Regions from separate parts of the Homo sapiens genome. Here region 1 is linked to region 2. Evidence: chromatin loops called from intact Hi-C (ENCODE). Cell type or tissue: heart left ventricle. All regions are shown on one strand. Each heading gives the region's core, and the rest is flanking DNA. Links, peaks and the distances in the headings are about the cores only. Region 1 has its middle 240 kb from the start of SMARCA2. Region 2 overlaps PUM3 (pumilio RNA binding family member 3).

Region 1 (10,081 bases), core at 1,373-9,372, 580 kb before region 2:
ACCAAGCAGAATCAGAAGGTGGGAATGGGACAGCTCTGCCAATCACCATCTTTTTTTTTTTTTTTTTTGACAGAGTCTCGCTCTGTCGCCCAGGCTGGAGTGCGGTGGCATGATCTCGGCTCACTGCAACCTCCACCTCCCAAGTTCAAGTGATTCTCCTGCCTCAAGCTCCCAAGTAGCTGGGTTTACAGGCACGCACCACCACACCCTGTTAATTTTGCATTTTTAATAGAGACGGGGTTTCACCCTGTTGACCAGGCTGGTCTCGAACTCCTGACCTTGGGTGATCCACCCGCTGTGGCCTCCCAAAGTGCTGGGATTACAAGCGTGAGCCACTGCGCCCGGCCCACAGTCACCATCTTTAAAAGTCGTACCTTTCTTATCTCAGAGTTCCCAGTTCTCCCTGTAATAAGATTTCTTTCTGTCCAAACATAAAATAAAATAAATCGGTGAAACTTGGTTTGTTTATTGAAACAAAATACAGTGAAAAAGCATAAGACAGTTTCCTCTGGGTTTTGTGATTTATATTCACAAAGTTATTCTTCACATTGACCTTTGCAAAGATCCTTCTATTTGAATCACTCACTTCTCTTTAGAATTGTGCGATAGCTTGTCAAGCTTCAACTGCACGTGCCTCAGTCTAACAAAGGCTATTATCAGGGACGATTTGTTTCAAGGGTTCCTCCTCTAGCGGGATGATTATTTAGACAGAAGTTGTCCCCCTGAATGTCTCCTCAAGAAATTTGAAACATAAAGACTATAACAAGGTTGAACTTTGTCTTCAATCAGCTATAAACTTTCTTTATTCCTCTTCCATATGCAAACTGTTTACATGTCAGCAATTTGTCTATTTTTATTTTTAAAGGGACTATGGGAATGTATCTGTGTTAAGACTGGATTTGAATTCCTTACTCATTAAAAAACCTTTTTTAAAAAAAGTAATCCACCATTCAATAAATTGGACAGCCGCATTCTCAAATGCATTTGGCTATTGAAGTCATTAGACAATGGAAACATTTAGACCAGGTTTGCAAACCTTATCTGCATGGCTCATTCTCTTGCTGCATTCAGATCTCTGTTGAGATGTCACCTGCTTTGAGAAACCTCCCTTGATCATCCTCTCTAAACTAATTATCCTCATCACACTTTATTATCTTATTCCGCTTGATTGTTCTTTCTAGTGCTTATCACTATCTAATATAATAGCATATACGCAGCCTGAGCAACAAACCAAGACCCCAGCTCCACAAAAAAATTAAAAAACCAGCCAGGTGTGGTGGTGCATGCCTGTAGTCCCAGATAGTTGGGAGGCTGAGGTGGGAGGATGCTTGAGTCCAGGAGGTGAAGGCTGCAGTGAATCATGATCACACCATGCACTCCAGCCTGGACAACAGAGTGAGACCCTGCCTCAAAAAAAAAAAAAAAAGTATATATGTGTTGATTTATTTGTCATCTTTATCTCCCAGAATGGAAACTTCCTGAAAACAGAAATTTATTTTGCTCGTTGCCAATCCCTGGAGCCTAGCGCTTAGTAGATGCTCAATTAATTTTTTTTATTTTTTATTTTTTGAGACAGAGTCTTGCTCTGTCACCCAGGCTGGAGTGCAGTGGCACAACCTTGGCTCAATGCAACCTCTGCCTCTCGGGTTCAAGTGATTCTCCTGCCTCAGCCTCCCGAATAGCTGGGATTACAGGCATCCGCCACCATGCCCGACTGATTTTTGTCTTTTTAGTAGAAACAGGGTTTCACCATGTTGGCCAGGCTGGTCTCGAACTCCTGACCTCAAATGATCTGCCCACCTCAACCTCCCAAAGTGTTAGGATTACAGGCATGAGCCACCATGCCCAGCCAATAAACATTTGTTGAATGAATGATTATTTCAGTCTTATTAATAATACAAAATTAACCTACATTTCAGAAATTCCTAGTTGACGCTAGAAGCAGCAATTTCGTTTTTAAACACCAAAGTGTTTAATTGAAAACAATGTGCTGGCTAGTAGAAAGGGTGCAAGAAACAGGCTGAGGCCTCCAGGCACTAAAATCTAATACATGACATGTGATAGATCTACCTATCAATATGATCAATAACAAAGCCAGAAGCCATTTCCCAAATACTGTAAGATAATTACAGGTGAGCCCTACACAATCTAAGAATTCAGAGGAAGATTTTTTTTTTTTTTTAATTGAGGTGGTCAGGAAAGGTTTCCTGGAGGCAGGGTGTATTTTCATCTTGAATGGAGGTGCAAAAGTTAACTAACTGCAAAGTTAGGGGAACAGCTCTCATAGGAATACACTCTTCTGAAACCAATTGTGAGTTCGAGGTGTTCCCAAAACCACCCTTGGTTTTGATAACTCATTAGAAAGACTCTCAGAGGTCACTGAAAGCTATTTTATACTTGTGGTTATGGCTTATTATAAGGAAAAGATGCAGATTAAAATCAGCCAAGGGAAGAAGTAATTCATAGGGCAGAGTCAAGGAAAGGTAGCTGAAAGTGGAACTTCTAATTATCTTCTCCCCCATGGAGTAAGGAAAGTGCTGTTTTGCAGCACTGATGTGTGATAATGTGCATGGAGTATTGCCAACAAGGGAAGCTTGCTAAGCCTTGATATCCAGAATTCTCACTGGGGCTCCATCATGTAGGCACAGTCAACTGCCCACATGGTTTTTCTCAACATTTAGCCCTGCAGGAAGTCAAGCTGATACTACATGACCCAAAACTCCCACCCTAAATCACAGTGTTGTTGTGGCTCAGGGCTCCAACCTTAAAACACATTGTCACTACATGGCTGACCCAAGACACCCAGACAAACAAAGACACACCTATCCAGCATGATACTTCAAGGACTTGGAGATTACCTCCCACAGTCTGTCTTTGGGCTGGGTTAAATTCTTTACTACACAGGGAAAGAGTTTAGATAAACCTATGATCAGAATAGTAGATCACCCAATAATAAATGATCAGTAAGCCTGTGACTATATTGTTCCAGGATAATTCTGACTGTCAGAATTTGTCAGTTTTACACATAATTTTTATAAAAATAACTGCTTTTGAGAAATGAAGGTGGGTATTCAGAGTGAGCATTTATGAGGGATTCAAATTGTTTGACAGACTGTTCACATTTTCTAAGTGTCTCCAATCCTCTAATGTTGTCTCAAAGATTTAGTAAATGGGAATACTTCATTGATTGAATATTTTTTGTAATTGAATATGATTTTCTTGATTTCTCAGATGAATCAAGCACTAAGCTAGAAATGAATCCTATGGCAGTTATCTATTGCTATGTAACAAACCACTCCAAAATTTAATGGGTTAAAACAACCAAGTATCTTATTTGCTTATGATTCTCTGGGTCAGTGCTTTGGGCTAGGCTCAGGTAGATGGTTTGATATGGTTTGGCTGTGTCTCCACCCAAATCTCATCTTGAATTCCCATGTGTTGTGTGAGGGACCCGGTGGGAGGTAATTGAATCATGGGGGCAAGTCTTTCCCATGCTTTTCTCATGATAGTGAGTCTCACGAGATTCAGTGGTTCTATAAAGAGGAGTTCCCCTGCACAAGCTCTCTCTTTGCCTGCTACCATCCATGTAAGACATGACTTGCTCCTCCTTGCCTTCTGCCATGATTGTGAGGCTTCCCCAGCCATGTGGAACTGTAAGTCCATTAAACCTCTTTCTTTTGTAAATTGCCCAGTCTTAGGTATGTCTTTATCAGCAGCATGAAAACAGACTAATACATGGTTCTGCTGCTTTAGCCTGGGGTCACTTATGCAGCTGCAGCCATCTGTGACTTGACAGGGGCTGGGTGGTCTAAGAAGGCCTCACTCACATTACTGGTGGTTGGTGACATTAATCGGGGTGCCTCAGTTCTCCTCCATCTGGCCTCCCCAGCAGACCAGCTCAGACTTGTTCATATAGGGCAATATCCAAGAGGGTGAGAGAAGAAGCTACAGGCCTCTGGAAGCCAAGACAAAGAAGTCTCACAACTTTACTTCCAATGCATTCTGTTAGCCAAAGGAATCTTCAAGACCAGCCTAGATTTAAGAGCAGGGGAAATAAACTTCACCTCTTGATAGGAGTAGCTACAAAGAATATATAGCCATTAAAAAATGTCACAAGTCCTAAACACAACTTCTTTTTCTTCATTCTTTAATACAGCTTTGTAAGTAGATGGCTAGGCCCTCGCTTTCCTATAAAAAGTTGAGTGTTACTCCTGCATAAGTAGAAGACGACATTGGTTTGACTTCTCTAAGTTGCCATTTAAAAACGTTTTCAAAAGCATTTGAATGACTGTTTAATTTGTAGTGGTATTTTCTGAGTTGTTACTAATTGGTAAAAGGTTGTTTTTCTTTTCTTCTTCTTTTTTTTTAATTTGGTATTTTACTCAGGCAGACTTTTCCATGGTAGAGAAACTTGCATCCTTTAGATCTTCTATAAAACGACTCCGCGGCCTGTCCTCAATGAACACACCCACCTTCAGAGCCTGGCTAATGCGGCTGCCCTTAAATGCTGAACACCTGTGGGGAGGCCACTTCCCTGGAGAACAGGCTTCTGAAAGTAATCCCCTTCCCTGTGAGAAAGGCTTCCTGGAAACAACTGGAGCCACTCTATAGAGAAAAAATATTTAATAGATGTTGCAGCTGGGCTGTCAGAGGAGTTTAATTCCAAAGGAAGGAGAACTGACTTGAGGATGAAATAGATGCACAGAGATAAGTGAGGTGCTGGGTTGTGCTGTGGCTTTTACCAAGGCTTTGTGCACTGCGAGTTCCCCCAGTACCTTGAGACTTGCATTTCTGGAGAAGTAAAAATTAGTCACTCAGAGAACAGAACTAAAATTTCAAATAGTGTAAGTTGTCACCAGTGATCTTTATCAATGCAGACCTGAGTCTTATAACAAAATACTTTATTCCCTCTGTGGTTATTAAAATTTCATTGCTCCAAATGACAGTTCCCTTTTCTGGCTCCCCTGGGGAATCAACTGTATTTGACTTCATGGTCAGTGGTCAGCTGGATGGCTATGTTTTCGGATGTCTACTTATTCAGATTTTTCTTTCCTGCTGCCTGAAAGCAAGGCTCAACATTGGCGCAATCTGCCCTGGTGCAGAGGAAGTGATTGGGAATGTAGAGGAACCACCCTGCTCATATCAGCAGTGAAATATTTTCAAGGAATTGACCTTGGAGTTTCTGCCAGTTGGAAACCATGGTAACCACTGCTTGCCCCTGGAAAATTATTTCTCCTCACAGCATCCCTGTCAATCAGTATATGCTTCCTCCAACCTTCAAAGCTGTGATCCTTAAAAAGGATATCGCAGCTAAAACCTATGATTCAAAAATGTGGATGACCCTTGGTGTTTGAGACCCAGGGAGGCCCAAGTCCTTCGTGCTCCAATTCAGAGGCCTTAGGCAAATAATAGTAGCTAGTATTTATATGGGACTGAATATCCAGCAATAACTTTTTAAAGAATTTTATACATGCTGTATTAGCTCATTTAATGCTTACAACCTCCTAAAAGAGGTGCAATTATCTTCATTTTGCATGTGAGGAAACAAGGCACACAGATTAGAACACTGACATGGGATCAATGAGGCAGGCTATCTAATCCAGGCAGCCTGCTCTGGAATCCATGTAAAAACCACTGTTTTGCCTATCATTAAAGAGAGTAAACTCTTTCTGGGTTGAGAGGAGATAGCAACCCTTTGCCGGTGAGTTTTCCCCTTTGGAATATATCACTCCTTGCCACCTCATCATCCTGGCTGTTAAGGCCCTTGTACTCATCTGGGTCTAAATAGAAAAGCAAAAAACACTTCAAGTATTTATAAAAGAAGAAATTTACTACAAAGCCATTGGTTACCCAGGTGATGGAGGAGTTGAGAGCCAAATATGGGATGGCAAAATCACCTAAAACTAGTGACAGCAGGCGGCAGAGCCAGAGGAAAGGGGTTGTGTTTCAGAAGCCCAGCCGCTGATGTCACCTAGCTAAACCTGGAACCACAGCAATATCTTCTGGAGGCAGACGGAGCCACAGGGGAGTCTCTCAACTCCTTCTTTCCAGTTCGTTCTCCACATTGCTGCCAGGTTGGCCCTTCTAATCTCAGATCTAATCCTGTCGTGTCCTGACGCCATAGTGTACAAACATCTGACACTTCTGCCCCACCAGAGAGCGCCTTATACCGCAGCATCTCTGAACTCTACAATGGCTCCCAAACACACTGTACGTTTTTCCACTCTTTGTCTCTGATCTGTCTGTCCACGCATTCTCAAATGCTGTATCAGCCAGAGTACCAACTGGGAAATTGTAGCACACCCAAAATGTTGTCCAAAGGGATATACGTATAAAGGGAAACTTTCACAGGAGGGGGAATGCAGGCAGGAGAACCTCAAGGGCTGATGCAGTAACATAGGGTCAGCCACAGTGGAGACATTACTACTCGCGTGCTGGAAGGCAAGAGGGGAGAGTATTTACTGGGACTCAAAAAGAGAGGTTCCCGTAGGGTCACTTTGAGAGGAGCCATGTCCTTTGATTTAGAAACGGCCAGCCTGAAGCAACTTCTCAAGGAATGAAACCAGAGGAATAAAATATCCTGACCTCACTCTCCTCTTCCACCAATTGCCTGTTTGGGCTACCCATTGACCACCATAACTTAAAGCCAAAGGGTTCAAGAACCTGTTGATATGATTCATCCAGGTCAGAAGTGTGGGATTTGGAGGGGCAAACAGGATGTCTAGCACACATGCCTTTTCCTGACATTTCCACTGCACATTTCTGCCATCCATTCTGGAAGACAAAGCCCACATGTTACCTCTTAGTGCTACCTCCAGGTCTCCCTAGCTAAGACAGTTACTCGTATCTCCCATAGTCTTTCTCACCCCTTGTGTCTGCATTATAGATGGTGTACACTCAGGGTATGTTCGTCTCCCTATTTATTAGACAATTAGTCCCTTGAGCACATACACCATCTCTATTCATATTCACAATATCTGCACCTAATGCTAGGGCATTTTTTGCACTGAAAAACATTGTGGTTGAAGAAATAAGTGAATGAATGAGCCATCTACAATAATTGGTTCCACATAGATGACACTTTCCATTAGCTCTGAGAACAGGGCATCTTCTTTCACACAGGGGTGTCACATCTTTATACAGTTTTTTATGCACTCAATTAAAAAAAATTTCAAGAACCAGACAACTAAATTTTTTTCTATGTAAACTCATCCAGACTTGATTAACCATGAACATCATCCACCTTAACTGGCCATTATATTTACAGAAGAAAGGCTCCAATAACAACTCCCATTCTTACTCCTCATCCTCCTAAGGAGATGTCAGTGTTTCAAGATGAGATTTCATGTCACTTCTCTTCTAGAAGCCTTAGATAACTGGGATATGTAGAGTTTAATATGATTCTCATGTGCAATTAATAATGTTTTTTCAGGCCGGGTATAGTGGCTCACATCTGTAATCGCAGCACTTTGGGAAGACGAGGCGGGTGGATCACCTAAGGATAGGAGTTCGAGACCAGCCTGGTCAACATGGCAAAACCCCAACTCTATTAAAAATACAAAAATTAGCTGGGTGTGGTGGCGGGAGCCTGTAATTCCAGCTAGTTGGGAGGGTGAGGCAGGAGAATCGCTTGAACCCAGGAGGCGGAGGTCAAGACTCTGTTTCAAAAAAAAAAAAAAAAAAAGAATTTTTTCAACAAAGCTGTGGATTCAGCTCTAGCATAGGTATCTGTTCAAAGCTACTTTTCGTTTGATTTAACATTACATATCAGTAAACCAGCAAGTTAGGAGCAAGATTTGTGGCCACATTACAAACAAAATCTTTCCGAGGAAGAGGATTCCAACTAAGAACCTGGGCGTTCCTAGTGTCCACCAGTCAAATAAAAACTGTATTCTCTCCTTTTTGCTGTGCTGATTAAGACAGACCACTAACGAAACAAAATTATGAGCTTAGTCCCAACGTGAGGCAGATGGTTTTGTGTTTATAGATTTGAAATGTCTGAGCTAGAAGGGGTCACAGAGGTCATCTAATTCAATTCCTTCATTTTATAAATTGGAAATAACAAAAAAAAAAACAAAATGAAAGTCAGAGGGGTTAAGTGACTAGCTCCTTGTCATAATTATGTCTGCAGACTGCTTTTAACCTTGGATCATCACACGCCCATCACTTTTGGAGAAAAAAAATGTCAAAGCACATCTCTATAATGGTGTGCATCCGATGTTTCATCATTAAGCGAGAAGGATAATGCATTGCTCTGGGGAAAGATTTTAAGGGCTTACATACAATGGAAAGAGGTACCGAAGCAACATCCTGACCATGTTAATTTCCTTTTGACTCCCTTACATCTTGTTTCTTCAGTATGTCTACTAATAAAGGGGCTCATAGCCCCCACACATTGTGTCGCTTTAATGCTTTGAGAGTTCAATAGTAAGCAATGACAAACATGTGATGCCCTGGCTCTTTCCTCTGAGAGTGCATTGGGCTGGAAAAAATGTTCAATCATCAGCAAGCTTCCTCTTTCCTGCACCTGCTGACAAACCCCAGGAGCACCTGTCTGCTGATGGACGCTAACATCCACAGATAATGCTTTAATCTTACTTTAGCTACAAGGAAGCATGGCTAGGTACTCTATATATCATTCATTTTATTCATACTCTTTGCTTAAGGTGATTTTAATGAGAGAGAAGAGAGGATAGGAAGAGAGGGAGAGGGATAGAGGATTTGTATAGAGGATCTGGAAAAGGAAACGGGGTTGTGAATTAAATATTTTATTGTCCTGGTCTGTCAGTTTTGTAATTTTGAGAATTTTTTTAAACCATTTGTGTCTCAGTTTCCCTATCTATAAAATGGGACAGATTGGACTAGGTGAATTTAGTTAAAACCCTTTTATAATTATAACACTCTGTATTTTTCCTTTAGAAAAGAGGATAGCAGCAATAAGTCAGATTCTTCCATAGGTTGCACTGATGACCTGGAGGAGCAAACACCTTGACTCTAGTTTCCATTTTAATAAAGGGAACTGTAGCTATTCTGCAGTCCTTCTCTACCTCTCTTAACCAAGCACTAGGTACATATGTTTAATGACTTTTGTTATTCTTTTAAGGCTATCTTCACACTAGAGTAATGACTTGGACAGCAACAGAAGCCTATCAGATGATAGAAGAAAACAAGGAGTGACCTGCAGAAAGACAATAAAACCTTGGCTCTATAGACTGCAGTGTCTACAACACACACTGAAAAAAGTAAATGTCAAGTGCCATATTTTGGGCTGCTTTGCCTTGTGCATCATCTTGCTCACCATGCAGTTTTTAGCAATTGAAATCAGTTGGCCTTTTCTGTGGAATACCTACGTTTCCATATCTGCTATCTTGGCAGGCCTCAGTCTCTTCTGGCGAGTAGAACTAGGTATCTTCCTCCCCACCGCCCACCCGATAACTATTTGTATCTACTCCCTAGCCATGGAGACTTCTGGTCTTTGGATAAGGAGGAAGGAGACATTTTGAGGTAGAGGTGCCTGGGGAAGAAAGAGAGATAGGATGAAGGCCACAAAGAAGATGACATGGGACAGGCCTTTCTGAGCCTGCCCACACTTGTCTTCACTTCTGTGGGACAGAGTAAGGAATTGAGAAGACTTAGAAAGACACTAGGAGGCTCTAGGCACAGCACTGGCACATCCATGCCTGAAGTCAAGTATAATGCAGAGCTGAGGAAAGGGATGTTTTGCCCACTCTTCCCAGGATTCTGCCTGTTTGGCACCCTGACCGTATAGACATCCTGTCACAGAAGACAGCCTTCATTAACACCAGGCACACAGGCAGCTACAAGGCACCTCATGAGCCCAGGAGAGAAGAACATGGGCACATTACTCGCAGAGGATTCATGGAGATAACGGCCAATGTGCGGGCTGTGCAGCAAGACTGAGGTGCTGCCATTAAACAGGTCTAGGCTCAGAGCTACTAAAAATTGGCAACTAATGTGATCTCATGTATACACGGAAGCTGCTTAGTGCTTACCAAATGTTCTAAGAGTGCCCCTACATTTCCCAGTTTTATTTGTAGTTTAGTTGCACCACAGGACTAGT
Region 2 (10,081 bases), core at 712-8,711:
AGTCCTATCGTAAAAAGATCCTGCTGAATTTATAAGAAAGCGGCAGCTGATGACTTGCTACTTTCCTTCAAACTGTAATATAGCATCTGGTTAGACCTATGCATCTGACTTGACAAAGGCTGCCCCTCCAGGTGCCGTAAAACTATGAGAATCTGTTGTCTTCCAAGCCATTATGTATTAATCCAAATACACAAGAGTCACAGGAAATTTATTACAAAACAGGATTAAGCAGCAACAATGAAAACTACTTTAGAATTCTGAAATGATTATATTTTAGTTAAAGATCTTCGCATGATGTTTACAAAAGCATGGAGGAAAAGAATGAAGTAATATGTTCACATCACAAATATAAAGAAGTTGGCAATTGAGAACATACTAAATTATATGGAGTTTAGAACAACACATTTATAAAATACTACTGAACTAATAAACTTCTCAAGATAACTTTAAGGAAACACTGGCTTATTTTAAGAATTATTAAAAAATGACTGAAAAGACTGATAATCTTTTCAAAACTCCCTAGCAGTAAGGTCCCTCACTTTTAAATTTTTATGTAGTTCAGTGTTATGGAAGATATTTAAAACTTTTGGCCAAATACACCGGAAACAATGATAAGATCATCTGTCATGAATGGTCAGCTACTCCTGAGAGTGAGGCAACTTCAACTGTTAAAAATTGCAACAATGAGTATATGCTACTTACAGTTTTAATTTTCCCTTGAATCAACTTCTGCAAATCACTCATTAACTTTACTCTTTTTTCTTTGTCACAGTCTTTTCTACAAATGAGGAGAGGAAGGAAACACAGTTGAAATAAAGAAGTTATTTTAAACACACAAAATTAAAAACTGTACCAGTATATGTTCTCCAAGTTCAGCATGATTTTCTTTTCTAAGGCAGCAAACCTCTGCCATTAAAATTACTATTCCAGAGCAGCCAGACAAAAGTAATTTTCTCAAAGGCAGAAACTCATCTCAAAAGGTATAATTTTAGGTATCAATCCAAATCTTAACAGCCAGAACTTCAGAAGTAAAAAAAATAATAAAACAAATCTAAGATAACAAATACTGAAGTATCTCAAAATCTAGCTGATAAGAAATTGTCCTTCATTTTCTCAGAAATCTCTCAGGAAGAATGTCAAATTTATTTCAACCTCATACATTTTCATAAGCATATCCGATGCCATCATAATGATTCTACACACTTCTGTGACGGGCAGACTTCCAAGTACTGATGTCTCTAATGGGGTGTCATGAGGACCCCCTCAATAACCCAAGTGCTATGTCATTTATTTTAGGACATCTCACTATTTACAAGGTACACTGACTTCTCCACTGTTGCAAAGGGACTAACAAAGGCATCTTTAGGTAGAATTACCTTCTTAAAATCTCCCACATCTGCTTTGCCCGAACAACAATGTCATAGTTGGTTTTATCACTGAGTTGTCTGCTTTGCTTCAGTTCTTTCTTCTTCTTTTTGAAGTCATCCCATTTGGGCTTCTTGGCTGCTGATTCTAGTTATTATAGAAATTATTTTCAATTACATTTAACATTCTAAGTGTCATACACCAATACAAATTAGGTAAAAAGGGCAATCACTAATCAGGATCAATGCTCATTCTGGAAGCTAAAAAGGGGAACATACCATCCCCCATATATACTTCACTTTGCTTTCTGAGCAGTTTGTACATTTTACATTTGGTTAAATTTAAATCTTCATTAATTCTTCTAACAGGATACCTATTAAGAGAAAAGGACACTAAAAGAATTACAAAAGTAACTAGAATATTTTAAATATCTTTTTCAATTGTGAAATAAAATTCTACTTTTTAAGATTAAGATCATTGGACTTTAGGTATAATTAACTTCCAATGAAAACAAAAATTAGTCCAAATGAAAACAAGAAAAACAACTTCGAAAATTCACTGTTCTGAGTGCTGTTGTATATTAAGTCACTTATTTCTTACAACAACTCGAAGAGGTAGGTATTAATATTACCCTCTCTTCCATGGTGGGGAAAAAGAACAAAGCAGTTGAGCTCTCTATCTGAGGCCACACAACCTGCAATGGTAGAATTAGGACTCAAACCTAGAAACAACCCTCTGCTGTCTTAGTCATGACAATGAACAACCAAAATTTCCAAGTTCGCCACAAACAGAGTGATACTATAAAAGTCGAATATCTATCACCACTTTTTTGTCTTCAAAATCCAAGTAACTTACCAATTGAACTAATGATGCCAAACAAAGAACAACTTACTAAAATGGGTATTATTTACATGAGTATCTGGCACAGAATCTTTTGGGGGAATTAGTCACTTCTAACTATCTCCCTGTCTCTATAAAAAACTGGGAAAAATGCAAAAAAAAAAAAAAAGAAAAGAAAAACCCTGTAAAACCAAAACCTAGCTATAGCCACTGATAATTTTCCCCTTGCTTCTTCTCCATACATGTTTTAATCTTTAAAAACTCAAAAAGTGGCCAGCTGCAGTGGCTCACGCCTATAATCCTAGCACTTTGGAAGGCTGAAGAAGAAGAATCATTTGAGGCCAGGAGTTTGAGATCAGCCTGGGCGAAATAGTGAGACCCCGTCTCCACAAAAAATTAAATTAAAAAATTAGCCGGGTGTGGTGGTACATGCCTGCAGTCCCAGCTACTTGGGAGGCTGAGGCAGGAGGATCACTTGAGTCCAGGAGGTTGAGGATGCAGTGAGCCATCATCACGCCATTGCACTTCACAGTCTGGGCAACAAAGTGAGACCCTCAAAAAAGAAAAAAATTCAGAATCTGCCTTCACTCAATATGATTAGATTATGTTTGCTCATGAAATTAACATTCCTCAAGAACATAATTTTTAATGGCTATCCAATATACTACAATGTATTTATTATTCCTTTATTGTTTACTTATATATTCATTCCCTGTCTGGTAATACAAAAGATTATAGGCAACAGAGGGCATATTTACCATTATATTAATATGGTATCCTCTACTATACAATAGAGGATAGGAACTGATCCAGGGCTAATTTAATTCCATAAATATTTGGGTACCCTTGACATATGTCATGCTAGGCTGCAGTACATTTATCAGTGTGGGGGTTGTCTAGTAACCAATCTCTCATGTTATTTTATCAGTCTAGTTACTGATACAAAAATATGAGAAAATGAAATCCAGAGTCCCATTTTGAGATATCAGGAACATATCTCCCATAGCAAAAGAAATCATAACTTTCCTCATATCAATGTGAGAAATTAATGTATATGTGTTTAAAATGCAGGCATCAAAAACTCCAGTAGAGAAAGAAAGATTTGGGATCTAGTAGAGAGGTTAGGAAAGAGAAAGTAGAAAAGAGAGCTGGAAGAGAAACTTCTGGCAATTGGGGAGGAGGAAGATGAGGGAGAAAGAAAAAATGAAAAGAGAAGATCAAGACTGGAGCATGAAAAGATCCTGGAGCCCTAATGGGAAACGATGGCATTTCCCCTCCTTCCTCTCTCCCTACCTCCTTGTCTTAAGGCTGCTGTCCCTCTGGTAAGCAGCCCTTAGGCAGGGTAAAAAGCAAGCACCAGGACTAGGGGATGGCACTGAGAAAACCATCCCCAGTGGTCTCAGCTGGCAACAAAGGAGCAGTGTTAAGACACGCTGTGCTGGAGAAAAAGAGAATAAAAGGCACCAGAAAAATTCTCAGGATGTTGCAAAGAAAGTAATGATATGACAATCCACATAACCTGGAAACTGCTTGTTTGAGATCAGTGCAGGACAAAGCACGACAGCGGAATGTTATAAAATAGAGAGCAAAGTTCTGGGTTAGAAATGACCCACTGAACATCGTTGACAGAGATGGGCAGTTTGTTTCAACAGACAAGCACGAGACCTGCCAATACTTCCAATCAGTGAGCAACTTGTCCTGAATCAATTAAAATCAAATCTGTCATGTGTGCACAACACCTTCTCTGGAACTACTATGGATCTGCGCCATCAGAGGGATTTATTGTATTAGACTGGCCTAAGCTCTGTGAAGGCAGGGTCTCTATGTTTCTTGCTCACCAAAGCATCCTTAACCAAGGCTGACACTTAGCTGGGGACAGACTGATTCTTTAAAGCCAGATTCTATGATTAGTTGGGGCCTGTATCCTTACTGATTATTTTTGTGTGTGTGCGTGTGTGTGTGTGTGTTTTGCCCTATCTCCTGGTACAATGCATAGAAAACTCAAATACTCGTTCGATGAACGAATAAATTTTAGCTTATAAAAAGAAATGTTTTATTGAGGTTCCACTGTATAAAGCCATTATAATTTAACTTAACTCCATGGCTAAGGTAATTCAGAAAAGGGCTAAGAAATAAGAAACTCTAAGCACCAGAGGAAAATTGTGAGCATGAAAGATGCTTTGTTGTTTATTTAAGCCACCTACCTGTCCCAAAATGTTACCTGCCAAGGAATAAGAATGTGAGGTTTCTAACGCACCTCCAGAGTCCCTGTGCACAATCGTTCAGGCACTAGTTCAGGCATGAACGAACCAGTACTTACCATCGCTTCTACCATCTGGCTGGAATTTTCTCTTCTTGTTGAATTTATTTGCCGGCTGGAATTTGTTCTTTGGTGATTTGTCCCCTTGCTGCTTATTCTTGAACTGCTTTACACCCTTTTTCCCAAGTTTTGTGATACTTTTCTCAAAGTTCCTAGATGTGACTTTAGGTCCACCTTCTTTAGCAACTTTCCTTGTTGGAAATGTCTTTGAAGAACCAGAATCTAGTGACAATAATAATTATAAGTTCAATGATTCTGGGCCCAAATCTCTTTTATCTATTGGATTATATCCATTACAGAAAATTATACTTTTTAATCCCAATACCATGTCTTACTCTCAAATATGCAACATATAGCCTTTTGAGTAGAACTGGATTTAAACAATCAAAACAAAAATAAAAAATTCTTTCCTTGATTATAAAACCACCTAGAGAGTAGAGAAATGTAAAATAAAAGCTACCCATGATTCTACCACTAAAGATAAACACTGGTGTCAGTTTGGTATGTTTCTCTAGTTTTAAGCATATAGCAGAGCTATTATTTATATACCTTTGTATTCTGCTTTAATGATGGTCTACACAGAATTTTCAAGAGTTCAATAACAAAAGAAGTCTTAAGAAATGACTTCTTGAACATTCTTGAAATTTGGAAAGTATATCATAAGGACATCTAAAATGTTAATTTTAAAATTTTCTAGTTTTAAGAAAATTTTAAAGCCTATATTAAAATTATTTATCAAAAACTTTTGATCAAGAAGGCTTACAAATTAGTACCTAACAAATGAGATGCAAACAGTAATGGCTAACATTAAGGAAACATTAATCATTTGTATAGTCCCTTGACTTTTCTGTTTTACAATACTGACACCTGATGGAATAATAAAGACATCACCATTATAAATTCTGAACCTAAACGTATTTGGCTTATGAGCAGTATGTATTAAACAGTCCTAATTTATCAAATGTTAAAATAAAATGTATGGTGAACTAGTGTGAATAAAATGAGGCAACAGCAGCAACAACTGAGATAAGGAGTCTTTCATGAATAAGGCATTCCTCAATCATTCTTGCAATTTCTTAAGTGTCTAAATGTCATGAGCAACATGTTAACTCATACACAATAACACATACTTCTTCCTACTATTTTAATCCTAATCCTAGCCAATGAATACAGATTGAAATTTACTACATGCCCTCCCATCCCCCAATTATAACAGCCAAACACCCACATGGGAAGCATATCTTACCACTATTTTTATGAAATCTGTTTTTTTCTTGTGCTGTCTTTGTACTCTTTCCTGTGAATTGCTTTTTCCCTTTAACTTCCATCGTAGCAACTCTGGAAAACCAAAACCAAAACCAAAAACAATCACTGCAGTTCTCTTCATCAAATAAGAGCTGTTTCATAGTCATTGCCACATTTAGTCCTTCAGTCTACAAATACAATACAAATCAGCCAGATATAGAATGGACAAGTACTTAAATCCAGCAATTTTGCAATCACTGACTCAAATTTTAAAACTGAAAATGAACAAGGTATCAATAAAAAAACTAAGAACAACACACACCCTGGCCAGTGTTTGATATCTCTGGAGGCATCACTTCACTTCCACAATAGTACTGGCTAAAAATAGACCACTATTGACACTAAGTATAATAAGCATCAGAGTTTGCATTTTGTAACCTGGGAAGACTAGGGGATGAATAACTGACAAAATTATCGCTTGATTTCTTGGAGCCTAAAAAGCCAGGAACAAACAATAGGCTGCATGTACCACTACATGCATTTAATATAAGAAAATAAAGGATTATCTGAAAGATTCCTATGCAATCCAACACAGCTAAAACAAAGATTAGCATCCAGTGTTTAATCTGTGATTGTTTTAGACGCAGCCAAGCAATTGGCAGTGAACTCCAAAATAAGATGTTGAAATAGTTAATATTTCATTGAAAGGAATCTGTCTAATAGGCGCTTTATAGGCTACTGAGACACCATGGTGCACAGGATAAACAAGTTATAACCCCTCACCTACCCAAGGTCCCTGAAAGCAGCAGAACAGATCAAGAGAAAAAGCCATTTGGCTCATTTCTCCACTTTCCAAAGTTGGACGATCAACTCATTTGAAAGCTGGCTGTAAACAACAGATGTTAGGGATCCCTAGACAACACCAGATATTTCTAGATTAGAATTGCCCATTCAAGAACTAATTTCTCAGGATATTACCATAAGAGAAAAGAAGGGTTCTGGGATAAAATATATTTGGGAAACAGTAAGTTAAATGACAAGAATCAGCCCGTAAGAAAAGGCTTTTCAGATTCTTTAATTTGCTAATATATACAATCAATTCTCAAGCAAAGGCTAAAGGATGCAGGATTTTCCAACTCCAGTTGAACCACTTTTTCCTGGAACATCATAAGGGAACAGCAGACTTCCAAGGAGTACTCTGGAAAGTGCTGTTCTAATCTAGACTTTTCTAATGATTTTGAAAAATGGACAGTCCCTGAATTACTCAGCTTCCTCAGGGCATTTAGAACTGAAGGGTCACATTATTACTTGGCTATGGCCATCATAACCATACCTGCATCTCTCAGCTCTTCTACACCTGTAGTTTTCTAAGAATCCATTCATTTACATGTTTTCTCTGTATGTTTGTTCTAATTTTTATATTGAAATAATTTTAGCTTTACAAAAGAGTTGAAAAGATACACAGTTCACATATACCCTTTCCCCAGCTTCCCCTAATGTTAACATACAGTTAACTAAGCTACAGAGTTGAGTTGGAGTTTACCAGTTTTTCCACTAATATCCTCTTTCTGTACCAGGATACACTGAATCTGGCCATCAAGTCTCCTTTGTATTTTGTAGAATATTCCTCATTTGGGGTTTGCCTGATGTTTTCTCATGATTAGGCTAAGGCTACACATTTTTTGGAAGACTACCAGAGGTCAAGCTTTCTTCTGGTAGTACTCTATCAAGAGGTACATGACATTAACATGACTTATTACTGTTTATGTTAACCGTGTTCACTTGGTCAAAGTAGTGTTTTCCAGGTTTCTCCACTGTGAAGTTGCCACTTTAACCTTTCCATCTTTATTAGATCCAAACCACCAAGTCCAGCCCAAAGTCAGAGGAAAATTAAGCTCCACTTCCCAGAAGGAGGGGTACTAAAGAATCCAGGCATACGTTAAACTACCACAGCAATTAATAAACATTTTAGACAAGATGTTTGGAGAATATGTAGACATCCTATGTCCTCCTAAGTTTTACCTGCTAACTTTAGCATTTGTCGGTGGATATCGCCTGCAGCAATTACTGCATTTAAATGGTGATCTTCTATTTCTCTTATTACTTTTGCCTTTGTTATTCTCAACTTTTCTGTAGGGAAGACTTGTCCCATCTTTTCCATCTATTTACTTGTATCATATAGTCTCAGATATTTATTTCATTCCTTGGTTATAATCCAATACCACTGTTATTTTGTTGCTCAAATAATGCTAGCTCCAGCCAGGGGGAAGTTTCTCAGGTTGCTTCTGTGTCCTTTTGACGCGGCCCAACTGTTTTGTTTTGCTTTTAAAGCACATCCTTATTTCCTGGCACTGGCTCCAGGTTCCTTCTGTATTTTCCTTAACCTAGCCCTGAAATCAGCCACTTCTCCAAGGAATCCTGGTTCCTTTCATTGAGAATGGTATTTAAAAACCAAGATCTGAGTGCTAGGCGCACTTGTTGTCACTGAGGTGTCCCTGTTTCTATGTCCTTTCGGCAGACAGATTCAGGAAACACATATATGTATATTAACTTATGCATATGCACATACCTATATTTATTTTTATATCTATTACAATAACTTGAAGCTCATACTGATGTTTCCAAATCTAATCAAGCACCACATATTTTCCTCCAGGCATCTCCTCTTGCTCATTTGTAACTTCCTTCTCTGACAGTGAGCAACCTGCTTCCCACCATCTACAATTTATTTATACACATATTCCACCCTACTATACATGCATAGTTTCAGAATTGCTAACCTGTACCCCGTGAGAAATAAATTTACAATGACAGTACAGTGTTGACGTACAATTCTTTTTTGTATCCATTCAAAATACTTTTCCAAAGTTACTTAGAGGCTTGCATGGTGGCTCACACCTGTAATCCCAGCACTTTGGGAGGCTGAGGCAGGTGGATTACCTGAGGTCAGGAGTTCAAGACCAAACCCCATCTCTACTAAAAATACAAAATTTAGCTGGGCATGGTGGTGTTGCAAACATGTAATCCCAGCTACTCAGGGGGCTGAGGCAGGAAAATCACCTGAACCCAGGAGGCAGAGGCTGCAGCGAGCTGAGATTGTGCCACTACACTCCAGCCTGGGCAACAGAGTGAGACTCTATTTCAAATGTTAAACTACCATAGCAATTAATAAACATTTCAGACAAGATGTTTGGAGAATATATGGACATCCTACCTCCTCTTAAGTTTTACTTGCTAACTTTAGCATTCAAGTCAGTGTATTCTGCCTGCAGCAATTACTGCTGCAGGCCAAAAAAAAAAAAAAAAGGTTCTTAGATCAGCCCTTCGGCCCCTCACCCTCTTTAGTGAAGTTACATGTTTATAATATAGTTTAACTGATTTGTCACAGCCTGCATTCCATCCCCAGAAATGCTGGCAGATTTATTAAATGTGCATATAGTCAAGTTTACTCTTTCTGGTGTATAATTCCACGGGCTTCAACAAATGGCTAAGACTCATGCATCCACTACCACAGTATCTTACAGAAAAGTCCTGTCACTCTAAAAAGTCCCCTGGTACAGCTCCTTTGTATTCAACTCCTTCCCTCTTTCCTGACTGCCAATGATTAGGTTTTCACTCCTGTTTTGTCTTTTCCAGAATGGCATTCTTATACATGGAATCATACAATATGTAACTTTTTGAGTCTTGCTTTTTGCACTGGGCAAAATGCAATTTGCTTTGCTTGGGAACCCTGTACCTTCGTAATGAATCATCACATTCAATAGTGTCTCTTGGAATTCGCCCCCCTTTTTCCTTTCCCTCTATTACCCCATTCAGGCTCCTGTTACCTCTTGCTCAGTTTTGTTTAGATCCTATCTGCTTTGATCCACTTTCCGCTGCCTGATTAACCTTCCAGTAGCACACCTATTTCATGTCATTTCCATGCTCCAATAGCTTCAAAGCTTTCCCACTGCCTTCAGGAAAAAGTTCCAACTCAGGCATTCACAGCCATTCAAAATGTGGTCTTAATTCACCCCACTCATCACCACCACACAGGAGCCACTATTCTTATCAGAATAGTGAAGTTTAAAGCCATTCTCTCTACCAACACAATTTCTACCCATCCTTCAAATTCAGTTTAAATGACATTTTCTTATAGACCAACCTCTACATGTTAGCATTCCTCAAATCTTTGCCCTAGGGAACTTCCCTTCTCTCTCCACACTTCTCCCTAGGTGGTCTCATCCAATCTCCTGGCTTTTTATGCTGAGTACTCCCAAATCATGTCTCCATTATGAACTTCTCCTTGGGGTCCAAACTTGTGTATAACTG

The links. A loop is a pair of places that touch in the nucleus more often than their neighbours do. Peaks named below come from ENCODE experiments on the same cell type or tissue, not always from the same donor. Only the 100,000 strongest peaks of a DNase experiment are listed, where the experiment ranks them.
Region 1: a loop joins it to region 2, with 2.6 times the contacts of the local background. A loop is called at or near these places in 20 of 110 quality-filtered maps.

Annotation. Positions count from the first base shown.
Region 1 is chr9:2,249,234-2,259,314 of GRCh38, forward strand. No RefSeq gene overlaps it. Among named protein-coding and RNA genes, the nearest start is that of SMARCA2, 240 kb to the left of the region's middle. In heart left ventricle, for the core only: no CTCF peak of the experiment used is centred there; no DNase peak of the experiment used is centred there.
Region 2 is chr9:2,832,655-2,842,735 of GRCh38, forward strand. PUM3 (pumilio RNA binding family member 3) reads right to left here. Exons shown (of 18, transcript NM_014878.5): 2 at 5,772-5,863; 3 at 4,526-4,747; 4 at 1,377-1,512; 5 at 703-778. The coding sequence starts at 5,853. Among named protein-coding and RNA genes, the nearest start is that of PUM3, 6.4 kb to the right of the region's middle. In heart left ventricle, for the core only: a CTCF peak has its summit at 5,398; no DNase peak of the experiment used is centred there; H3K4me3 peaks cover 1,363 bases; H3K27ac peaks cover 661 bases.